Regions from separate parts of the Homo sapiens genome. Here regions 2, 3 and 4 are each linked to region 1. Evidence: chromatin contacts called from ENCODE Hi-C or POLR2A ChIA-PET data. All regions are on one chromosome and are shown on one strand. Each heading gives the region's core, a stretch centred on a gene start or an enhancer-like site at or near the end of the contact. The rest is flanking DNA. Distances are from core to core; before and after follow the strand shown. Region 1 holds the start of HJURP (Holliday junction recognition protein). Region 2 overlaps GIGYF2 (GRB10 interacting GYF protein 2). Region 3 holds the start of GIGYF2 (GRB10 interacting GYF protein 2). Region 4 holds the start of AGAP1 (ArfGAP with GTPase domain, ankyrin repeat and PH domain 1).

What was found. A loop is a pair of places that touch in the nucleus more often than their neighbours do. ChIA-PET counts read pairs that join two places held with the same protein, here RNA polymerase II (POLR2A). Pooled maps may share reads with other maps.
Region 2: a loop to region 1 is called in a pooled map, with 5 times the contacts of the local background. The contact joins the enhancer-like site here to the promoter of HJURP in region 1. A Hi-C loop is called at or near these places in 2 of 50 pooled maps. POLR2A ChIA-PET finds 5 or more read pairs at or near these places in 2 of 52 experiments (OCI-LY7 and WTC11).
Region 3: a loop to region 1 is called in a map of CD4-positive, alpha-beta T cell, with 7 times the contacts of the local background. The contact joins the promoter of GIGYF2 here to the promoter of HJURP in region 1. A Hi-C loop is called at or near these places in 1 of 168 maps with a recorded cell type or tissue (CD4-positive, alpha-beta T cell), 2 of 37 single-sample maps with no recorded cell type and 13 of 50 pooled maps. POLR2A ChIA-PET finds 5 or more read pairs at or near these places in 1 of 52 experiments (activated CD4-positive, alpha-beta T cell).
Region 4: a loop to region 1 is called in a map of posterior vena cava, with 16 times the contacts of the local background. The contact joins the promoter of AGAP1 here to the promoter of HJURP in region 1. A Hi-C loop is called at or near these places in 1 of 168 maps with a recorded cell type or tissue (posterior vena cava). POLR2A ChIA-PET finds 5 or more read pairs at or near these places in 1 of 52 experiments (PC-3).

Annotation. Positions count from the first base shown.
Region 1 is chr2:233,852,897-233,858,583 of GRCh38, reverse strand. It overlaps HJURP (Holliday junction recognition protein), which reads left to right and starts at 4,049. Exons shown (of 9, transcript NM_018410.5): 1 at 4,049-4,200; 2 at 4,674-4,740. The coding sequence starts at 4,084. RefSeq lists a silencer at 3,848-4,107 and an enhancer at 3,175-4,167.
Region 2 is chr2:232,836,969-232,842,550 of GRCh38, reverse strand. It overlaps GIGYF2 (GRB10 interacting GYF protein 2), which reads right to left. Exons shown (of 29, transcript NM_001103146.3): 23 at 2,580-2,702. Among named protein-coding and RNA genes, the nearest start is that of SNORC, 31 kb to the left of the region's middle. Within about 2 kb of position 3,815, at least 16 of the 41 ENCODE cell types and tissues checked have a DNase peak (open chromatin) inside an H3K27ac peak, as active enhancers do; they include OCI-LY7, where a contact is called at or near this core.
Region 3 is chr2:232,696,037-232,700,981 of GRCh38, reverse strand. GIGYF2 (GRB10 interacting GYF protein 2) reads right to left here and starts at 3,651. Exons shown (of 29, transcript NM_001103146.3): 1 at 3,590-3,651. RefSeq lists enhancers at 2,453-3,147, 3,148-3,844 and silencers at 3,349-3,678, 3,709-3,798.
Region 4 is chr2:235,492,459-235,498,121 of GRCh38, reverse strand. AGAP1 (ArfGAP with GTPase domain, ankyrin repeat and PH domain 1) reads right to left here and starts at 4,079. Exons shown (of 18, transcript NM_001037131.3): 1 at 3,273-4,079. The coding sequence starts at 3,435. RefSeq lists an enhancer at 1,952-2,825.

The sequences.
Region 1 (5,687 bases), core at 2,800-5,299:
ACTCTCAGGTTTTATTATAGCAGCACAAAATGAACTAAGATAATTGGCCCCCTGTGTTTTCTAATTACATCAGTAATGCAAACTCATAATTGCACAGCAAACGCTCATTCTAGAAAATGCAGCTATGGAAAACTAATATTAAAAATAATTCATCACACCATCATCCAGAGACGGCCCTGGAAACATTCTGAGACGTATATACTCACACTTTTAAAACATGTATAATCATACTTTATATTATATAATATATACTTTTTAAATGCACACATAATACAGGTTTATAACCTTTTTGTATTAAACAGATCATATAGAATTTTGATATCAATAATTACACTTCTTCAAAATTCTTGCCAATAGAACACAAGTATCTATCATCATTTATTTTGCCATCCTTCTAGTATTGGACTTTATAAACTGCTTCACGAAAGATCCTCCAGCTAAATTCTTGCCAGCATCCTTAATTACTTCAGTTAGATGTGAGACTCATTCAATCAAACAACACATTTTGTGAGCTTTGGCTGACATCTCGTGGAAAGTCAGCTTGTTGCCTATTTCACAGCCTCTGTGTTTGCATCAGCTCTAGGGCAACAGAAAAAAGCAAACCCTTTTCTTAGCAGCCTAATAGGTGGGGTCTGATGTTTGCGATAATTTATCTTAGACTGACATTCTCACCGTTACACAGCAGTTTCTGTGTCAATGCTGGGACCAGCCAAAAGCTGCGCTTCTCCAACCACAGACTGGTGGTAACATTTCCACACCTTTCCAACAGAAACATATTTACATGACAACTCCATGCAGAATAAGTCTCCATCTCTTTTATTTGAAGCAAAATTCAGGCACATTTTATAAGAGCAGCCGTAATATAACTTTAAAGAGAACTATTTCCTAGGCATTTAAACAGCACTTGGAGGGTTGGAAATCCCAGCCCGGCCAGTAGAGGGCACTGTGCAGGGGCAGCCGGAGCCACCCGCCGTCATCTCTGGAAACCCTGTGAGATTCCAAGATGCTGCACCCAGAAACCTGCTGCTGGGGAAGGAGCTGACTTGTGATCCTTCCCTGTTATGTGGGAGTGGAAAGTGGTGGCAAAGGAGTTTGCTTAGCAGGTCTGGAGTAATATGGTTAGGCTGCCAAGGGTGGTAGGGTGAGGTGTTACAGAGAATGGCATTAAGGGAGGAGACCACTCCTCATATTGCCTTATGCTCAATTTCTGCCTCTAAAGAAAGAAGTAAAAACTAAAAGGCAGGAATGAAATCCACAAGCAGACAGCCTGGCGCCACACCCTGGGCCTGGTAGTTAAAGATCGACCCCTGACCTACTCGGTTATGTTATCTATAGATTACAGACATTGTATAGAAAAGCACTGTGAAAATCCCTGTCCCGTTCTGTTCCATTCTAATTACTGATGCATGCAGCCCCCAGTCACTTACCCCCTGCTTGCTCAATCGATCACGACCCTCTCACATGGACCTCCTTAGAGTTGTGAGCCCTTAAAAGGGACAGGAATTGCTCACTCGGGAGAGCTCGGTTGTTGGAGACGTGAGTCTTGCCGAAGCTCCCAGCTGAATAAAGCCCTTCCTTCTTTAACTCGGTGTCTGAGGGGTTTTGTCTGCGGCTTGTCCTGCTACAGCATCACATGAGAAGCATGATACAGGGTTCTTCTTTCTTTAGCTGGAGCACCACTTTAGACCATGGGATGGGGAAAGCCAGTCAGAGACGACTGGAAGACCACCAGGCCAGAACAATAAGGGTTAATGCATGGACTTTGGCTGGCTCAGAAGGAGTTTGGCTAAAGCAAGTATGTTTTGGACTTCAATTAAAGACTTGAACTTGAGATTGAGAAATCTTTCCACTGAAGCTGCCCCCAAACTCCTAGGACAGAGGCAGATGCTTGGATTGTCAGTGAAGCCAGCAAAGGAAATCTTGGAATGGTTTCCCAGGAATAGAGAATAAGCCCTGGGAGACGCCAGTTTTGAAAACTGGTACTATCGTGCTTGTTAGAGAGTCATGGTGAGGCAGGAGAATAGGGAACTGGGGTAGCAAAGGGTTGAGGCATAAGCAAAGGAACAGCAGATGCAGCCAGTTCGCATAAGCAAGAGAACAGCAGGTGCAGCCAGTTTTAAGCAAGATTGGGCAGGACATAGGCTACATCTTCACTCCCGTGATAACAAGAAAGAAGTTTCCACTTCAGCCCCTGAATGACTGCAGGCCAAGTTTCCACTTTAGGCTCTGATTGGTCACAGGCCAATCCTTCATAGGGTGTAACCAATTGGAGGCCTCTAAAGGGTACCCAGGGGTGTTGCCAAGTTCTTTTGGCTTTATAAAAACCCTAATTGAAGAGGCTCTTGAGCTGCGGGCTCCAGTCCGCTCGCACTCTGTGAATTGTCTTCAATGAATCTGTGCTTTCCTTACTCCGTTCTCCTGTTGCTTTGTTTTTCGTTGCTTCATTCCTTTGTTACTTTGTGTGTTTTGTTCAATTCTTTGTTCAACACACCAAGAACCTGGACAACTCTATCTGGTAACAATGGAAGAGTCAATCATCCAAAACTCAAAAAGAAAAAAGAAAATCTTATTCAAGGTCTCAAGTCTCTAAATGGGCCCAGTTAGATGTTTGAAAAGTAAATTATGTGTGGGAAGCACAGAGTCCAAGGAAGAGCATGTTAAGTTTCTGAACACTCCTAAGGAAGGAGGAGGAAGACACCTCGGTCTGTTTGTGAAAATTGGAAAAGGTACAAGTTAAATGTGTAGATCCTGCAACTGGAGAAGACTCAGAGAGGATGTTTATATAGGGAGGAAGGGAAGGAAAGAAACAGGATTGGTAGGTTACCCCATCCAATTCCGTGGAATTGAGAGCTCGGAAGATAAAGTGGCCCAGGGTTTTCTTCCATCAGACTGAAATGATACAGCCTTCCTGTTCCCACCTGGATCAGTCACTGGTGCTGGGCCACCCTGGGGCAGCAGGACCTTGGGTGAGGGAGTTCTCTGCAACTGAATCATCCCAGAATAGGCTGACAACTGAAGGCCCCTGCCAACTGCCCTCCTAGCAGCTGTGGCATCTTAAGGGGAATCAGGCCAGCACATCTCTGTGTCCAGCACAACGCAACACGTTTTGTGGACACACACACTACATGAGCCCTGAAGTTCTTACCCTCCACCCACTCCCACCTAAATTTCCGCAGGACATCATGATAGAATTGCCGTGCAGGCTGAAAGGAGGTGAAGAGCCCCCTCTAAGGGACCTCCTGGTGCTCAGTAATGCTTTTATTTTCAATCACATACTATGGTAATCATATCAGCACAAGCACACAAATGTGGTTAAGTGATGAAGCTGAATGAAACTTTCCTAAGATGTCAATCATAAATTCCATCAACCATACTAAAGACTGATTTATCTTGCTCTTCTCTCTGGAGAAAATATTACAAGATTAATATCAATGAAGAAGCAGAATATGCAATCAGAAATACATAGGGAAAAAGCTGGGTTAATAGAAGTATTTTCCTGGATTTTGTGATGTGTATCGCATTTGTCAGCATCTTTAAATGTGTCATTCGTTGAGACTTATTTTTTCCTTCTAGATGAATATTCGCTATCCTGCCTCCTTTTGGGTTGGTAATTTGGGGTTGTCTTTCTTAGGCCCCTGCCCTGGAAACTGCGCCGGGATCCCAGGCGGAGGGGTGAGGAAGGCGGACCTCGCCCAGCGGCGACACCCAGAGCAAGTCACGCAGAAATCTCCAGGCCGCACTTATCTCCGGTGCACAGCGCGGGAGATGACACGCATCCCACCGGATCTCGCACAGCACCGCTGATGAATAAGCACACAGCTGTTTGTACAACTACCACCGGCCGTGGCGGCCGGAGACCCTCCCTCCCTTCCGCCGGACATTGGGGCGTGGCTGGAAACTCGGGAGTGGATTGGCCGGAAGGTGGGACGCAAATTTGTTTGAAAGGCCCAATCAGTGCCCGGCTTCTCCGCTCTAGCCAATAGAAAACCGAGAGGAAGGCAGGGAGGGCGGAGTCTCCTATTTGAGTTTGTGGCGCGCGAGGCCCTGCAGTCCGGGTTGGCGCTTGGGTACTGGCTGGGTCCGATGCTGGGTACGCTGCGCGCCATGGAGGGCGAGGACGTGGAAGACGACCAGCTGCTGCAGAAGCTCAGGGCCAGTCGCCGCCGCTTCCAGAGGCGCATGCAGCGGCTGATAGAGAAGGTGCGGCCCCCGCCGGTCCGCCGGGAGGGGAGGCCTGCGTGTCGGAGTGAGGCTGGGAGGGGACGTAGGACGGGAAGGGAAGGGGCTCTGAGGACTCGGAGCGGGGGTTGGGGAAGCGGGACTGGGGCTTGGATGCGGAGAGAAGGTGGAGGCGGAGCTGGGGGCTCCGGAGAGGGAAAAAGGAGGCAGCGCCGAAGGCTTCGGTGCGGGGACGGGGAGGAAAGACTGGGGCCTCCGGAACGGGGAGTGGGGAAGCAGGCCTGGGGCTCGGGTGCAGAGAGGAGGGTTTGGTGGGGCTGGGGGTGCTCCTGAGTGGGACGAGAGAGGCGGAGTTGGGGGCTCCGCTGCAGAGACCGCGTTTGGGGCGCCCCAGGCCAGACTAACGGCCTCTCACGGGCTGGCGCCGCCTCCTCCCGGGTCTGGGGCCCCTCGTGGCCCTGGAACCTGACAGGAAGCCCCTTCCTCCTCCGCAGTACAACCAGCCCTTCGAGGACACCCCGGTGGTGCAAATGGCCACGCTGACCTACGAGACGCCACAGGGTAAGGGTCTTCCCCACCTTCTGAGTATTCGGGTGAAGAGTGTGAATGGAGTAGTTGAAATGCTGTCCCTGCTCTCTTAAGAAGTAAACATTGTTCACCTAACTAATAGGAACCAAAACATTGGTGCCCTTAAACCTGTAAATTACTTGAATTACTTATTAGAACAATTCCTGAAGAGACATAGGTGCCTCCTGGCTCACATGCCTCCGGCTTACCGGGTTGGCATCCCCGCTGGCCACCTCCCCACCATGGCAGCGTGGGGCAGTTGCTTAGCTGGACTGGTCTCAGTGTCTTCATCTGTGAAATGGGAAGGATGATGACAATAATGTCTCCTGGGCGTGGGTGTTGTAACAGTCACGTACAATCCCTATGAAACTGTGAACAGTACCCCGCCCCGCACTGTGAATACTCACATTGACTATTGTTTGCCCTGTTTAACTTGGAGTAGTAACTGTCTTCCTTGAGGCTCCAAGTACTTGAATAGGGAGGAGAAGGCATTCCGTTTAATAGTTAATGTAAACGGACTGAAATCTTGTGGATTCTTTTTGGTAAATAGCTGGTGACACTTTGCACTGGCTGGGGTCAATTCCTCCCATATAGCTTTATAACTAACTCAGTATCACTTAATGAAAACAAACCTCAGAGCAAGTTCTATGTTGCATTAAACGGACACAGAAGGTTCACAAGATCTGCTCCTTGAGTTAAAAGAAATCCTACCTTTCTGCCTTTATAGCCAATCCAGACACATCTTGGGTGAAAAGTTTACACAGGCAGAAACTAAAATATTCCAGTGGCAGGTCTGCTACCCTTTGGTCTCTGTATAACATGTAGATTGCCCTTAGAAAGCATTCATTCAGTATATGGGATGTAGAGATTGCCTGCGAAAAGTGCTTACTCCCTCTATATGGTATATAGATTGCCCTCTATATATTTTAAGGACAGTCGCT
Region 2 (5,582 bases), core at 2,566-5,065, 1.0 Mb after region 1:
AAATAATTCAGCAGAAATAGAAATAAGAGAACGGCAAAATAGGAGTTGGCTTTTTAAGAAGCTATCAGTAAGTAATATCCTTAGAGAGGTAAGATGGTGCATTTAATGAAACAATAAAAGGCTATAAAAAATACTTAAAGAACAAAATAAGGACTCACAGATGTTTGATATAGCATATATTAAAAGCTCAACAGGGCCAGGTGTGGTAGCTCATGCCTGTAATACCCAACATTTTGGGAAGCCTAGGCAGGAGAATCACTTGAGCTCAGGAGTTCAAGGTTACAGTGAGTTACCATCACACCACTGCACTCCAGCCTGGGTGACAGAGCAAGACCCTGTCTCTAACAGGAGAAGCCCAATAGAAGGACTGCAGGTAAAACTGAGAAAATGCCCCATAGAAAAGATAAAAAGGGTAGGGCGTGGTGGCCCATGCCTATAATCCCAACACTTTGGGAGGCCAAGGTGGGAAGATCGCTTGAGCTCAGGAGTTTGAGGGCAGCCCAGGTAATGCAGTGACACCCGTCTCAAAAAAAAAAAAATTTTTTTTTAAATTAGCCAGGCATGGTGGCACACACCTGTAGTCCTAGCTACATTCCAGCCCAGGAGACACAGCAAGATCTTATCAAAAAAGATAAAAGCACAGAGATGGAAAACAGGAGAAAAAACATGAGAAAATCAAAATCAGTCCTGGGAGAAACATGTAAATAACAGGAACTCAAGAAAAACAAAACAGCAGCTATAAAGCAAGCTGAGAGTGTCCTGATTGGAACAGGTTAGAGGCCCCCAGAAAGGATGCCTCCAGGGATGATAATGAAATAAAATCATCTTGGGTTTTTCTACGTAAGAAATATGTGAAATGTGTATTAAGAGGCACCCTTATAAAGGGTACAGGGAGACTTAAAAGTTCCAAGAAAATTAAATGAAAATACAAATGAAGGCAGGGCACGGTGGCTCATGTCTGTTATTCCAGCACTTTGGGAGGCCGAGGCGGGTGGATCACTTGAGGTCAGGAGTTTGAAACCAGCCTGGCCAACATGGTGAAACTCCGTCTCTACTAAAAATACTTAAAAAAAAAAAAAAAAAAAAAAATAGCTGGTGGTGGTGGCAAGTGCCTGTAATCCCAGCTACTCGGGAGGCTGAGGCAGGAGAATCACTTGAACTCAGGAGGTGGAGGCTGCAGTGAGCCGAGATCGCGCCACTGCACTCCTGCCTGGGTGACAGAGCGAGCCTCAGTCTCTAAAAGAAAAAAAAGAAAAAGAAAACACGAATGAAATAATTATTAACTTCTGGTAGACAGGAGAAGACCTGTGATTCCTTGTCATTACCACTATTATTATCTTCTCATTCAGTAGGGACCAAAATTAGTGGAATAATTTCTAGCTTTGAAGGGAGAGACATACTCTGTTCTGCATCCATTTGTTGATAACCTTTTAGAGAAAGATGATTCCAGAGAAAGTTCAATTCTTTTTTTTTTTTTTCTTAAATAAAGGTGGGAAATAAGGTCATCTTCAAGTGTGAAGAAACATCTTATCTTACTGGATGACTTCAAGCACACTACCTGGTAAACACATATAGACAATTTCTATTTCTCCTTGTGTATCCAAAGCCCTCCTAATTTCAGTGAACCACATGACCCAGATCCAAAAATGACAACTTACATTCTCTAACAAATTGACTGCTCTACCTCAAATCATATCCACATAAAGCATCTTCAAGACTCTGCTATATTATGTCACCTTTTCAGAGGCCTTCTCAGAACACACTACCTAAATTTGGACAATCCACCACACCATCATTATCCCTGACTCCCAACACTCTCCCTACCCACCTTCCCTTGTTACCTCTCTGACACTTATCAACCTCTCATACGCTTCATTTTCTACTTTTCTCTTCTCAATCAGAGGGTCAGCTTCATGAATGCAGAAAATCTTGCCTGTTTTAGACTCAGCTATATCCCCAGACCTTAAGTGAGTAGGTACTCAGTAAACATGTGTTGAATGAATGAATGAATGAATGAATGAATGAGCACCGAATGGCATACTGAACCAAACTATGAAAATTATTCATTTTCTCCTCTCTGTCAAAAGCTGTGTTATTCCCCTTCCCTTTTATACTCTTTTGTATCCTTCCTACCCTAATGATGAACTACAGGATATACACTTAAAAGCAGAGGTACTTTATTTCTGTCACATTTTTCTAGACTAGTCAGGGAACCCAGTGTCTTTAGAGAAAAACATATTCTGCTTTCTAGACATCAGACTTATAAAAGATTATCTGCACACAACTCACCCACAATTTTGAACAACCCGTGTAGTTTTATTTATGAGGTCTTCTCAAGAACTACAGTAAAATGTTTAAGAAAACTGAACAGTTATGTTACTCAATCTTCATGTTATACCTATGAGATCCTTCACATTTGCTAGGGTAACCAAATTATGGGCTGAAGTTTAATAATGAACGTCCAATTCAGACACACAACAATTCTGACAGTAATTGTCCTCAGTAACCACTAACCCATAATGCATGCTAGATATTCTGGAACATCGCTTGACTAGATCCCTTTTACTTTAAAATTTTACCTCTTCTCGAAGCTGCCGTTCTCGTTCTTCCTCTAGTTTTTGGATTTCAGCCAACGACAGCGTGGCCTGGGACTGACATGCTGTTGTATTGGACTGCTGGCCCCACGTTGAAGAAGAAGGAAGCTAACAAAAAAGGGAAGGCCAGAAAGTTCATGAGGAAATGTGGACAGGAAACAAAGAAGCAATAATGCATTATGTATACCCAGAACAAATGCATTTCTCTCAACTCCATTTACCACATTCAATTCAAATTTCCTTCTTCATTGCTTTTACTTACTATCCTCTCAGCTTCTTTTGCTTAAGTTTTTGTCACTGCTCCAAACCTAAGTTTATTTTAAAACAACTTATAATACACATACACACTTACATTTCATCTACCTCTTGGTGACAACAAATTTGTTACATCTGGTACTGACATAAACAGCAATATACAACCATAAAGAGGAGTAAACAAAAGAATCACTAAATTGGCTTAAGGATTTTTTAATTGACGAAAGCAACAAAGGACATGATATGCTGCTGTCCAGTGAAAGTGTTAAGGACACGATTTCTGAGGGTAGCACCATGAGATTTCTCATCTCATGAGAGATGCTGGCATAGTTCTTGATCAGCCTTTATGAAAGGGAGCCACTGTTAACCAGGCTGTAGCTTCTAGTCATGAGCATTAAGCTGCTTTTAATCAATAATTTTATTTTTCCCATCCCTTAAGATTATTGACTAAAATAGAGTATAAATATCTAGGTCCTGAATATTTCAATATTCTCAAAGCCTGATTATTCTCAGAGAACCCCTTGCTCTTCCTGGCCAGAAAAAGACACACTTTTAATACTGAGGCATCAAACAAGCGAACACAATAAAAAAGAAACCTAACCAGACTTAAAAAATGTATTTAATAAAAATAATACATGAACATAGATCAAAACAAATAAAATGCCAAACAGTCCCCAAAAGAATGGACCTACAGCAGAAATCTATAACAGTGGATATTGATAGGATAAAAGGTATAAACAGTTTAAACCATCACTGATACTGCCAAACAACTCTTCAAATGAATGTCTTCAACACTACTGAACATAATCAACTCTTAACATTTTTTAGCCAATATGACAGACAATAGGGCATTTCTCTCAAAATGCACCTGCCCTGGGGTGGGGGAGGGGTGCAGAGGGAAGTTAACAAAGACTGGGGGAGGGAGGTGTTGAGAGGCAAAACTGAGCAAAAATTAACTTTGTCTCCACAGGAAATGACTCATTTGAAGGCACTATCAAGATCAAGTAAGGCAGTAGATCTCAAACTGGCAGCATAACCTGAAGGGACCTATAAAAATGTAGAGGCCCTGGCTCCACCACACCTAATCAATCAGAAGATCAGAAGGGAAGGCAGGAGAATCAGCATATTTTAATCATTCTGATGCAGCCAGTAACCACTGATGTTGTCTAAAATCACAGTAGATGTGTCACCCCATGGTAATCAGGAAACAATCTTTCAAGCCCGCTTCAGCAGAACTCAGCCAGCACTGGGAATAGAGGCAGTGCCTCCAGAAATGGCCATCTATCCTCACGGGCACCTCTGAGAATCTTCCTATTGCTGTGCCAAAATATATTTATTTTCTCTCTCCTCCCTGGCCTGACTCCCTATTTCTCTCTATATACACACACATACATATGCGTGTATATATATATATACACATGCACACACACATACACACATATACATATACATACACACGCTCTTTCTCTAGGTATATATACACACAAAATATATACTCTATATTTCATAGGTCTGTTCTACAGACCAAAGTTAAGTCTTCCTTATATAGACTTATGTCTGCTGATAGCTTTCATTTTCCTTAAGTCTTCTTTGTACATCGGAAATAATATCCCAGAGCTCTTTCAACATTGCCTCATGACACTTACCAGCCCACCCTATAATGCCCACTCAGGAGAACTGCAGTGTGTCAATCATGCTTCTCAGAACAAACTTTTGACAAATCAAAAGCAAATAGGGACCCCCGAATGCCTAATGTCCTTCATTGATTTTTAAAACTATACTCTTCTTGTTCTGCGCTGACATTGCTACCTTACATTTCAACACTGGTTTTGCTTTAAGAAATAACTGTTTCACTGTCGGAATGACAGCATGAGGAGCTGCGTGGACCTGCTCCCTGGCAAAACTGGTGAAGATCATTTTTAAAATAATCATTTAAACTCTCTGGCTGGCAGCAGGGCCCCACACCTGTAATCCCAGCACTTTGGGAGGCCGAGGCAGGCGGATCACTTGAGGTCAGGAGTTTGACATCAGCCTGGCCAACATGGCAAAATCCCATTTCTACTAAAAATAAAAAAAAAAAGTAGCTGGGTGTGGTGACGCACACCTTTAATCCAGCTACTTAGGAGGCTGAGGCCAGGAGGATCGCTTGAACTCAGGAGGCGGAGGTTGCAGTGAGCTGAGATCGTGTCACTGCACTCCAGCCTGGGCGACAGAGCCAGACCCTGTCTCAAAAAAATAAATAAAGTCTCTGGAAATACTCCTAAGGGCATACAGCAAATGAAAAAAAGTTTATTCAAGAATATTTGCTAAAACTCAGTAAGAACAGCAAGAGTTGGTGATACTTAAACCAAGACCTACTCTCCTTCTCTCCTCCCAGCTTAATGAGACAGAAACTCCACTCTAGACTGGTACAGTCAAGACACGGCTTCCCTTCTCCCCTCAGCCATCAGTCAGCAGGCTTTCTTCCTGGGAAAAGCACATCGGTGTGTCTCACCCTGATGGCAGTCACCTGTGACAAATGCTAAGTTCCAAACAAGTGCAACAGATGTGGAGGCTCTCTTCTTGTGCCCAGCCCCACTCATAGGATGGAAACTTGACCACAGCAACACCAACACTAGGGTCGTGATCACCAATGCAGCTGGCCGGGCCAAGCCATCAGGAGAGGCAAGCCAAGAATACCTGAGGCTACTATTCTGCCCACCCTTCAGCAAATGTTAGAGGAAAGCAGACCAC
Region 3 (4,945 bases), core at 2,402-4,901, 1.2 Mb after region 1:
GAAACACTGCAATGCTAACTATAAGCAAGTTTATACATGAAATAAAAATCTCTAGTTTTAAAGAGATGTAATTTTTCAAAGTATTAAAAATGAATGGAAACTCTAGGACTTTTTTATCTTATTTTAAACTTCTATTTCTTTTTCATTTTATATATTTTTCCTTTTATTCTTAAATACTCTCCCATGCAAAAACCATAGGACTTTATCACCACAAAACCCTAGTGGGAATCAAGCAGTGAAAAAAAGCTTGAGTTCAGACTGTTACAACAATGACCAAACAATATGCCATGGTAATTTAAACTGAAGGAAAATGGACATTTAACTTGCCTCTAAGAGACCTGGGTTAACACCAACATAGGCTGTAGATTCAACCTAATGAGACTGGTCCCACTATAATCTATAAGAAATAGAATAAAACAGAAAGTATGGGAAATTTAATCAGCAGGAGCTAATGGAGAACTGCAAACAAAGTCAAAATTTGAAAATGGCACAAGTCAAAGATCCTACAGAAGGGCAATCATAAAAGCGACAGTAGTAATCTTTTTACCCAAAAAGGTTCTCCCAGATAGCAATCACTATCAACAGTGTCATCTTCCAATGTGAAGGTCAACAAAAAGAGAAGAGACAATATGGAGTATTAAAATGCAGAGTCATGAAAACAAATGAGCTGATATGACATCAAAGACATAATTTGGAAATGTCATTTCAAAAACACAATAGAAAAACAAGAGGAAGAAAGGCAATTAGTTAAAACACTACCTCATCACTACCATCACTATGCCTCCCTTTTAGCCAAGGAGTTGCATTCACACACTGACCTTGTAATTTCCATCTTCTCATGATTTTGAGGCAAACCTACTCCAAAGTGTTTTTCACATATGCATCTCACCAGCAAAAGCATTTCAAAACCAAAATATTAAAATTCCTCAGCTGAACTAAAATGAAAGAGGACATTTATGAAAGCTCAGTAAAAAGAATATGGAGATAAACTGGAAGGAAATCAGAAAATGTTTTTTGCAAAAAAATATGTCTATTAAGTATCAGACTAGACAACTAGTCTGAAAGGTAAAAGTGGAGGAATAAAAAACTCAGCACAAAAAGTTCTACACGTGTAAAATGTGAAGGATATACACATGAATTAGAGGAAGAGTCTCCGGGCTGGACAGCACAGTATTAAGAAAAATTCTTTACTAACCAGATTAAGGATAATTTGAGTTAATACATTGTTTCCACCTTTCTTCCTGGTATGTTCCTTAATCATGTGTCTAAATGTGAAAGGAAAATTTCTAATTTCCCTACATTTTCAAATATCCTGAAATCTCCAAAGAGCCTCCTTCTTGTAAAGCAATTGCTTTTGAAAAGTACTTTCAAGCAGTTTATCATCAATCTCATTTTAAAACGTTTACTTTTGAGAAAGATAATTCATTATAATTTCCTGAAATACTGAGCATCCTAAATTTTTCCAAATTAGCGGATGGGGATGGGAGTTAAGGGGGTTGGGGAGGCTGGCTGCTGGCCCAAATTTCCAGAATCTGATTTCCCTTTCCAAGAATCACAAGAGATAAGAAAAAAGAATTCAGGATAGCAAATAATCCATCTCATCTTAGTACCAAACAGTAAGTACACACATCTCCCACCAGTCTCCCACTCACCCTAGCCTCTCAGCCTAGGCTAGCCTCCATGCTTTTCCCAGTCTACTCCTGAATCGCTCCTAAGCTTTTGTCTCCGGGTCTTTGCTCTTGCTGCTCCCTAGCCTAGAGCACTTTTACCCCAGTATAGCTAAAGAAACAGCACCTTCACCTCTGTTGGGTTTTTCCTCCAGTGTTAGCTTCTCCATGAGGCCTTCTCAGGGCACTTAAAATTAACCCCTCCCCAAACCCCTATTATTCTATCTCCCTGACTCATTTTTTTCTTTCACATCGCTTACCACTACATCAAGTATTTTACCTATTTATCTGTCTAGAAATGAATTCCATACAGACAGGAATTGTTTGGTCTGTTTTGCTCCCAGTACTTAACAGTGTAGTAAGTGCTCAACAGGGTATCTGTCAAATAAATGAATGTATGAATGAATAAACAAATGAATGGAAGCACATGGTTCCTTCTCCCTCCCAAACCTCAAGAGTCTCAAATGCTGTCAGGTACCAAAAAGTCATGAAGCCCTCTCCTTTCTGGTGAAGCACTACCATCACCAGTGTATTCCTTGATGTTAAATTTCGAAAGAAACATCATGTGACATTTTTCCAGTTACGTGCCACTTTTAAATACTTTTCTAGTGTCCTCTTCTGTTGTCAACATCTGATGTAAAAGCCAAGTACATATTCCAGTTTGAGCACATCAGAAACTGCTACACCAACTAGTAAAACACGTAAAACCATCAATGAATAAGAGAAAGTATTTGTGTTCTAGGCAAAATGGACAAAATAAGGCCAAAGCTACAAATATTAGAAGGAGCAAAATTAATGTACAGAAAGAATGACAGAATTTTTTTTTCTAATCTAGGAAGTCATTTGATTCTAAAAAGGACATACTATATAAAGAAAGAATACCTTCCCCAGGCACAACATTGGGAATCAAAACTGCCTTAATTCAATGTATGTAGCTCTAGAAAGGAAGCTGTTCACAGCTTCTAGCCCCATACTCAATTTCTTGCAAGTTAAACTGGAATACTTACCTTTCTTACAGAGAGACTACGTGTGTTTAAGTGCTTTGACTTGCAGGAAAACGAAAACAACAAAATAAAAAACACAGTACTAAATAATTAACTGCAAAACAACGTTATTGCTTCCCAAACACGGTCATACGCTCCGCTTCTTTCATGCCCCCATTCCCTGTTCGCTTGATTTATGTTTCAGTCGCAAAACAAGTATTCAGAGTGCTTTTGGAAACTGACACTTAAGGATAATGCCCATTTCAACCTGATGTGAACATTTGGGTCCCCAAGGCTGCCATGGGCTCTAGTTTCCCAGCCTCGGTCCCAAGGTTCCGATCATGGTGGCTGCACCTCGCCTCAGGCCTGGTCCAGACCCAGTACTCTCGCCACGGAAGGAGTCTCCTCCGTCCAGATGCTCTGTGGGGAAGGCAGGAGCGCACCTCCCAGGGACCAGGTGTGGACAGGAGAGCCGGCAGGAGCAGCTGTCTGGCCGCAGCAGCTGTTACCGGGCCACCCCGAGACTGGGCGGGTGTCTGGCGCGGAGAAGCAAGCAGAGGAAGGCGAGCCCTCCAGCTCCGAGCAAGCCGGCCTGACACTGCCCACCCCACAACCCTCCTGCCTTGTTCGGCTCCCCTCGCAATGCCAAGAGGCCCTGGCCTAGGGGCTTCTCGGCTCCTCGCGGCCGTGACGCGCCAGGGCCCTCAGCGCCCCTCGCCCAGGAGGAGGCTCCCTCCGGCCCTGCACCTGACCTGTCCCGTCGCCTGACGGCCCAAGCCGGCCGGAGCGGCCTGTGGGTGTCCATGCGGCCGGGCCAGCTCGGGCAGGAGGAGCAGGGGCGCGAACGCGGACCGGAGACACAGGCGGCCCGGGACGCGGCGGCGGGGCCGGGGCGCGGAGCAGAGCCGGGCAGGGGAGCGACACGGAACGGCTGGTTACCTGCGGTCCGGGACAGGGAGTCTCAGAACCCCAGTCAGTCCTCAGCCTCAACAACACAAGATGGCCGACACGTCGCCACGCACGTCACGTGACCGCGCTCCCGCTCCGCCACGCCCCCTGCTCCGCCCCCGCCCCTTCCCGCTTCCCTCCCCACTCTCCAGTCTCCCACGACATCCTTCCTTTCCGCCACCACCCGCCCCTCTGCCCAGACACGCCCCTGCCCGAGACCCGGATGAAAGGTTGGAAGAGGGCGGGGCCGTGGCAGTGCGCAGGCTCCCGCTGACCCCTTGGCAGCAGCCGGGTACCTGCCCTTGAGTTGAGTGGTGTTGGTGTCCAGGGTTGGGCCCGGACCAGGCACCGTGTGACTCACTGTCCTGTACGCCCAGAGCTCTTTTGCAGTTCAAAAGCCTCTGCATCACTTGCGGGCTGGTTTTCCAAATTAGAACTTTTCCACAGCTTTTAGTCCGGCATTTTTCTTCGCAGTTGCCATCCTAGAGCGAATGGGAAAGCCGCAAAAGCTGAAATTCAAAGCAGTTTCTCTACTTGTTAACAGTTCTGGTAGAACTGGGAATTCATTTCAGAGTGTTGTACTGGGACAGCTGGAAAGGACTTGAGAGCTCTGATTCCTTCCTAGGACATCTGGGGCTATAACCCTTTTACCTAGAGATGAACTATTTTGGAATTGACAGATAAAATACAAGACACCCAGCAATATTTGGGGCACACACTGAAAAATTGTTCGTTGTTTTTCTGAAATTCAAATTTAATTGGGCGTCCTGTGTTTGCTAAATCTAGCAACTCTATCCTTAGGCATCCCATTCTTGCCTGTGTCTCCAACTTCTTCCTTCCTACAGGATCCTTCCTGTCAGCTTTAAAGATTACTTGTGTCTCCCATCTTAAAATGGAATGTTAAAAACTCCAATTCTCATGCCGGGCGCAGTGGCTCACACCTGTAATCTCAGCACTTTGGGAGGCGGAGGTGGGCGGATCACGAGGTCAGGAGATCGAGACCAGACCATCCTGGCTAACACGGTGAAATCCCGTCTCTACTAAAAATACAAAAAAAAATGTAGCCGGGCGTGGTGGCACGCACCTGCAGTCGCAGCTAGTCGGGAGGCTGAGGCAGGAGAATCGCTTGAACTGGGGAGGCAGACGTTGCAGTGAGCCGATATCGCGCCACTGCACTCCAGCCTGGCGACAGAGCAAGACTCCGTCTAAAACAAAAACAAAAACCTCCAATTCTCGGCCGGGCAGTGGCTCACGCCTGTAATCCCAGCACTTTGGGAGGCCGAGGCGGCGGATCACCTGAGGTTGGGAGTTTGAGACCAGCCTGACCAACATGGAGAAACCCCGTCT
Region 4 (5,663 bases), core at 2,830-5,329, 1.6 Mb before region 1:
TCGTTAAGAGATTTTACAACCCAGACCCACCTCCACGCGCTCTGAAATAAGCATTAGCCAAAACATCCTTCCCCTGGACAAGGCTGCACCTCACTCCAACAGCAAAAATTCCTGAAGATGCCAGAAAACAGTGAAGTTTTGAGTAGGGTGCAGCCAAATGTGGGAATTTTGTGCCAACAAGAGAAACCCTATCTTCAAAAGCTCTTCATAACGTTAAGAAGTGCCCGGCCGGGCACGGTGGCTCACACCTGTAATCCCAGCACTTTGGGAGGCCAAGGTGGGTGGATCACGAGGTTAGGAGACGGAGACCATACCGGCTAACACAATGAAACCCCGTCTCTACTAAAAAAACAGAAAAAATTAGCCAGGCGAGGTGGTGGGCGCCTGTAGTCCCAGCTACTCGGGAGGCTGAGGCAGGAGAATGGCGTGAACCCGGGGCGGAGCCTGCAGTGAGCCGAGATTGCGCCGCTGCACTCCAGCCTGGGCGACAGAGCGAGACTCCGTCTCAAAACAAAAAAAGAAGTGCCCACATCACGGTAGTCCAGAAGCTTGGGAAGTCAGACCCCAATTCTGTGTATGCACATACAGAGGAAGGGGAAAAAATCCCTAGCTGGAAATCTTCTAAAATGTGGCCAGCTTTCTATTTGGTGGGACAAGTGACTTTTTGAGCCATTTGTTATGATGTGCACCTGCTGTCCTGATTGGAAACAGTTAGACTTTAAAACCTCCAAGGTGCACGCACAGGCAGGGGCAGCTCTCTGCCCCTGCAGGGAGCCCTCTGCAGTTACTGTGATGTTCCAGCGCAGGCTTAGTTGCCAGCACTGGGTTCCTGCCATCCACATGCAGTGTGGAGACAGAAACTCCATTCAAATGATCCCTTGGTTCAGATCAGACTTCAAACCACCTCAGTCAAATGTTAAGGAGGTCATTATCCCTCCCTGAACCTCCACCCGCTCCTCCATAAAATGAGGATGAGGAAGCTACCCACCCACCCTCACAGGGTTGGTGAAGCCACACAATGAGACTATACATGCAAAAATATTTCTGTTAAAGTTCTACAGAAATGAAAAGTGGTATCATTATTGATAACAGAAGAACATGCAAAGAACAGCAGCATGTCTGAGTGGTTCTTAAGCCTCACTAAATTAACTACAGCTCCACATAATGTAGACATCCCTATTTCTAAGAGAAAAATAACAGCATCACCCCAGTCCCAAACAGGATTCACCCAATGATTCTAAGCCTTATTAAAAATGACAAGGATCCCGGCCAAGAAGGGGCCTAAAATCTCAAATCGCAAAGGTAGGCATCGTGCTGTCAAAAAAAACCATCATCTAGGAACGACGCATTTTTTTTTTCTTTTAAGGGAGAAAGGAAAATGCAACCACATCCTCTTGCTAGAAAGTCAAACTGCTTTGCTGGAAGTGCTTGAGCCCCAGAGCTCAGCTTCAAGAATGGGAAATAAAAACGAGGTGTTGTGAACCCCACTCAGCCAGAGGTCTTCATGCAGCAAAAGAGGCTCTCAGCCAGGTGCCTTCAATACCTGACGCCGGCTTTCACAGTGTTTCATCAGACTTCTGTGGATGCAGCCAGAGAGCCAGGAAGAACCATCTGAAATGAGCACCGTGCAGCCTTCACAGCTCCCGTAACAGACGCAGAGCTGGAGCTCTGGAGGAACCTTGCTGCAACACCACCTGATCATCAGCAGATGGGTCCAGGTCCCACCGCCACTCATCACGAGTCATGCAGAGGCAGACAGAGCCCATCTCTTGAGGAATCCACAGAGCATCTTAAGTCACCAACAAGGCAGCCAGGTGACCTCATGGGAGACAGATACACACAAAGGGCTAGGACCCCATAAGGCTGGAGCTCCACCCGGATCCTCCCCTGGAATTAACAAGTCCCCCAAGGGTATAGTCTGCCAGTCATCCAGCCTGGCTGGGACATGGTTCAAGTCTACAGGGCTGCCAAATGCCAAGGGCTCAGCAACACAACATCCACTTTCTCCACCTAACTGGCCAAGTTTCAAACCAAAGCACTTCGGGGTTAGTAGTTCAGACTACATAGTGCCAAGGCAAAGCCTCTCTGTGGGCTGATACCCTCTCCCTCACAGAGGGAGGAGGCTGGGCAACGCCAGCACCAGGCTTTCAGGCACATTCCTGCCGGCTTTGGGCCATTCTCAATGTTCCTCAATAGAGGTCTTACCGGCCAGTCTGTATTATGGACAAGCCACTCTGCAGGCTTTTTACCATCACTGGCCAACAGCGCTGAGAAGGGAGAAAGTGCTGATCAACTGTGGCTAAGATATGACTCCACACTGTCCACGCACATGCCACCTGGTGCCCCAGGTGAGTCTTGGCCGGACCAAAGGGATGAAGCAAGAAAATAAATCAGCAGCCTGGAAACAGAGAAATGAGAGCCACCAGAAATCCAGAGGGCACAGCCCCGGAAGGCAGACTGCTGCTGTAGCTCTCCTGGAAGGCCATGGCCCTGCCTGACATGCAGAGGGAAGCGGGTGGGGATTCTGCCCAAGCATCCTGCCCCTCTTAAAACCACAGCACCCTCCACTTCAGTGGCCTCCAACTGCAGACATATGAAAGCGAGACCCTTCCGCTGGAGGACGCCCTGCCCTCCTGGTAGGGTTCTTCCTCTAATCCAACCCCGGACTTTTGGTTGGTACAAAGCACACTACCGGTTCCAGCGTTTGCACAGGGGCACCTGGACACGATGCTCCCGCGGCTAGGGCTGGCTCTCGGCATCCACTAAGTTCAACTGCACCCCTGAATTAAGCAAACACACTAAGGAGGGCAGCCCTGCACCGCCCAAACACGCCGGCCCGGGCCTCGCCCCCAGCGGCAGCACTTCTCAGAACACGTCTTCAACGTCCAGCAAGACGCCCAGGCCTGGCCTGGTAACCTGTCAGGGGTCGGGTGGCGCCGACCCCGCCGGCTGCCCCCAGGCGTCTGCTGGGCCGGGACGCTCCGGCAGCCCAGGACGCGGAGGCACCGAGCCACTTTCCCGCAGGAGAGACTCTATTGTCCACGATCAAATTAACGCTGACGATCTATCTTCCTGGCGGAGCTCGCGGCGCGGCGGGGCGCAGGCGACGCTCGCCCGGCCTTGCAAGACAAGCAGCGCCGCAGTGCTCCCTCGGCGGAGCAGCCGCGTGCCCCGGCCGGCGTGTGTGGACACCCGCACGCACACAGCGCACACCCCCGCCGCGCCGCGGGCGTCCGTGCCTTCCCGAGGCCCCAAGGCGGCCCGGCCCTCACCTTCGATGGCGATGACGTGCTCCCGGATCTGGTTCTGCAGCACCGGCTCCTCCACGCGCTCCAGCAGCTCGTAGATGGAGTAGATGTTGGGGTGGACCGACTCGAAGCGCTGGATCTCGGCCCGGATGGCAGCCGAGTTGGCCAGCTGCTGCTGGTAGTTCATGGTGCAGGCGCCGCGCCCGGAGCCGCGCGCCCCCCGCCGCCGCCGCCCCGCGCCCCGGGGCCCGCGGGCCGCCGAGCCCGGGGCGCCGCAGCCCCCGGGGAGCCGGGCCCGCCGGCGGCGGGCGGAGGAGGCGCGAGAAGAAAGGCGCGGGCGGAGCAGGCGCGGGGCTGGCCCGCGGGCTCAGTTCATGGCCGGGACGCGCGGCCGGCGAGCGAGCGGGCCCCGGCGTCCCGGGTCAGCGGGCCGCCCGGGGGGAGCGCGCCCCCATGGAGCGCGCCGCGGCGGGTGCGGCCGGCCCCGAAGGAGGCTTGCTCGGGTGACTTCCTGAGCCGCAGCCGCCTTCCAGCCCTAGGCGCTGCTCCGCGGAGCAGCCATTAAAGCCCAGGCAGCCGCCGCGCTCCGAGCGCCGGGGCCGAGGGCCGACCCCTGGGCAGTGTGGCCGCGCTGCTCTGGGCTCCTGGCCGTGGCGTGGGTCCGCGCGCTGCGTACTGCGCCGCCCGGCGCGCCGGGGCCCCCGCGCGAGCCCGCCGTGCGCCGCCCGCCGACCTGGGACCGAGTCGCAGGCGCCTTGCAAGCCGCGGAGCCCGCTCCGAGCGCCGCCCGCCGCCTGCCCGGCCGGCCCCCTCCCTGGCACGCAGGGCTCCGGCCCACGTCGGCCCCGCCCCCGCCTTCGCCCTCGCCCGCGCCCGCGCCCGCGCCCCGCCTGCCCGCGCGCTTGCCGCCCTCCGGCCGCCGGCGCTGCGTCCTCCTCGGCGCTTCCCAGCGCGCCGGATCCCGGGGAATTGCGCCAGGCCCCGCCCCGCGCCTGCCTCTGGGCTTCCTGGGACTTGTAGTCCGCGCCCCCGGCGGGCCGGGCCAGGGGGGTGCGCGGGGTGTTCACACTGGGCCGGGGTGCGGGACCCTCCCGCCGGCCAGGCCCCGCGCCTGCCAGCTCCTGCCCGGGTTCTCGCGGCGGCCCCCGCGCCCCGGCACGGGGGAGGCTGCCCGGGAGTTCGCCCGCCGCGTTGTTGTTTGTTTCCAAGCGGCTGGCTCCAGGAGCCTCTGCGACTCGCCAGTGTCCCACGGCCTCGCTTGGTTGGCGAGCCTCCCCTTCCCGCGTTTGGTAACTTTCTGCCTCCTTTCTCAAAGTAGCACACGTGCTTTCCCTTAATACATGCGATTTCTTTCCAAAGGCGAAGCGCCTCCTGAGCCCATGCGGCGTGGGGGTCCACACTCCACGAGTGGACTGAAGTTTAGACAGGGGTGCGAGATGCGACAAAATACCACAGAGGCTTTCGAGGCATCCTTCTCCCTTACAATTTTTAAAAATCGAGCCGTGGATCTCAAGCTGCTGCCTCCTGAGCGCCGCTGCCTGCTCCACGGGGTTCCTTAGCCCCTGGACCGTCTGTCCCACCGCAATCCCCGATTTAGGTCATCCCCGGGGACCCCCCGCGGAGCTGGGACCGCACTGCAGCAGCGCTTGGAAGGCTCGTCTCGCCGCTTTGAGGCAAATGGGACCCTTCAGATTTGCGGAAGCACTGGCTGCCGGGCGGTCCCACAAGGTCCTGGATTGAGGACACTGGCTGAGTCCCTGCCCCCAGCCATCGGCGTGGTCTTTCTGAAACTCAGCCAGCCGGGCCGGCATCCCCGTTTAAAGCCTGCTGAGCCTTCACCGGCTCACATGCAGTTTGCTATGGCCTAAGCACCCTGGTATCCAGCCGTGTTGGCTTACTGGCTGGGCTCCACAACTTCCCAAAGATGTGCTGACATTTTTACCATTCCGGACCTGCTTGTCTTCTCCTTGACACTTAGGCACAGGTCATCACTCCATGCCTCGGGCTGTCCACGCATAAGTAACTCTAGTAACCAAGAGGCAGGCATGTGGCCTCACCAAACCTGACCTATCAGCAGCAGCTGATCACTTGCGCTCCTGGAAACCCCTTCTCCCAGTGCTCACCAGGGCTTCCTGCTGTGTTTCTGGCTTCACTGTCCCTTTTGTGGTTTTCTTCTACTCCCCTAACCTCTAAATATGGAGGGCCCCAGGGCTTATGGTTAGGCCTCTTTTCTTTGCTATTTGCTGTGATCGCCCCTGTCTTATGGCTTTGAATATCATACACAGGTTAATGAAGCTCATATGTATCTCCAGCTGTGACCTCACCCCTGAATAACAAATTCACATCCACCTGCATCCTCAACATTTCCTGAAGCCTAGCTGGTGTTTAAGTCCAGCATGTCGCCAGCTGAACTCC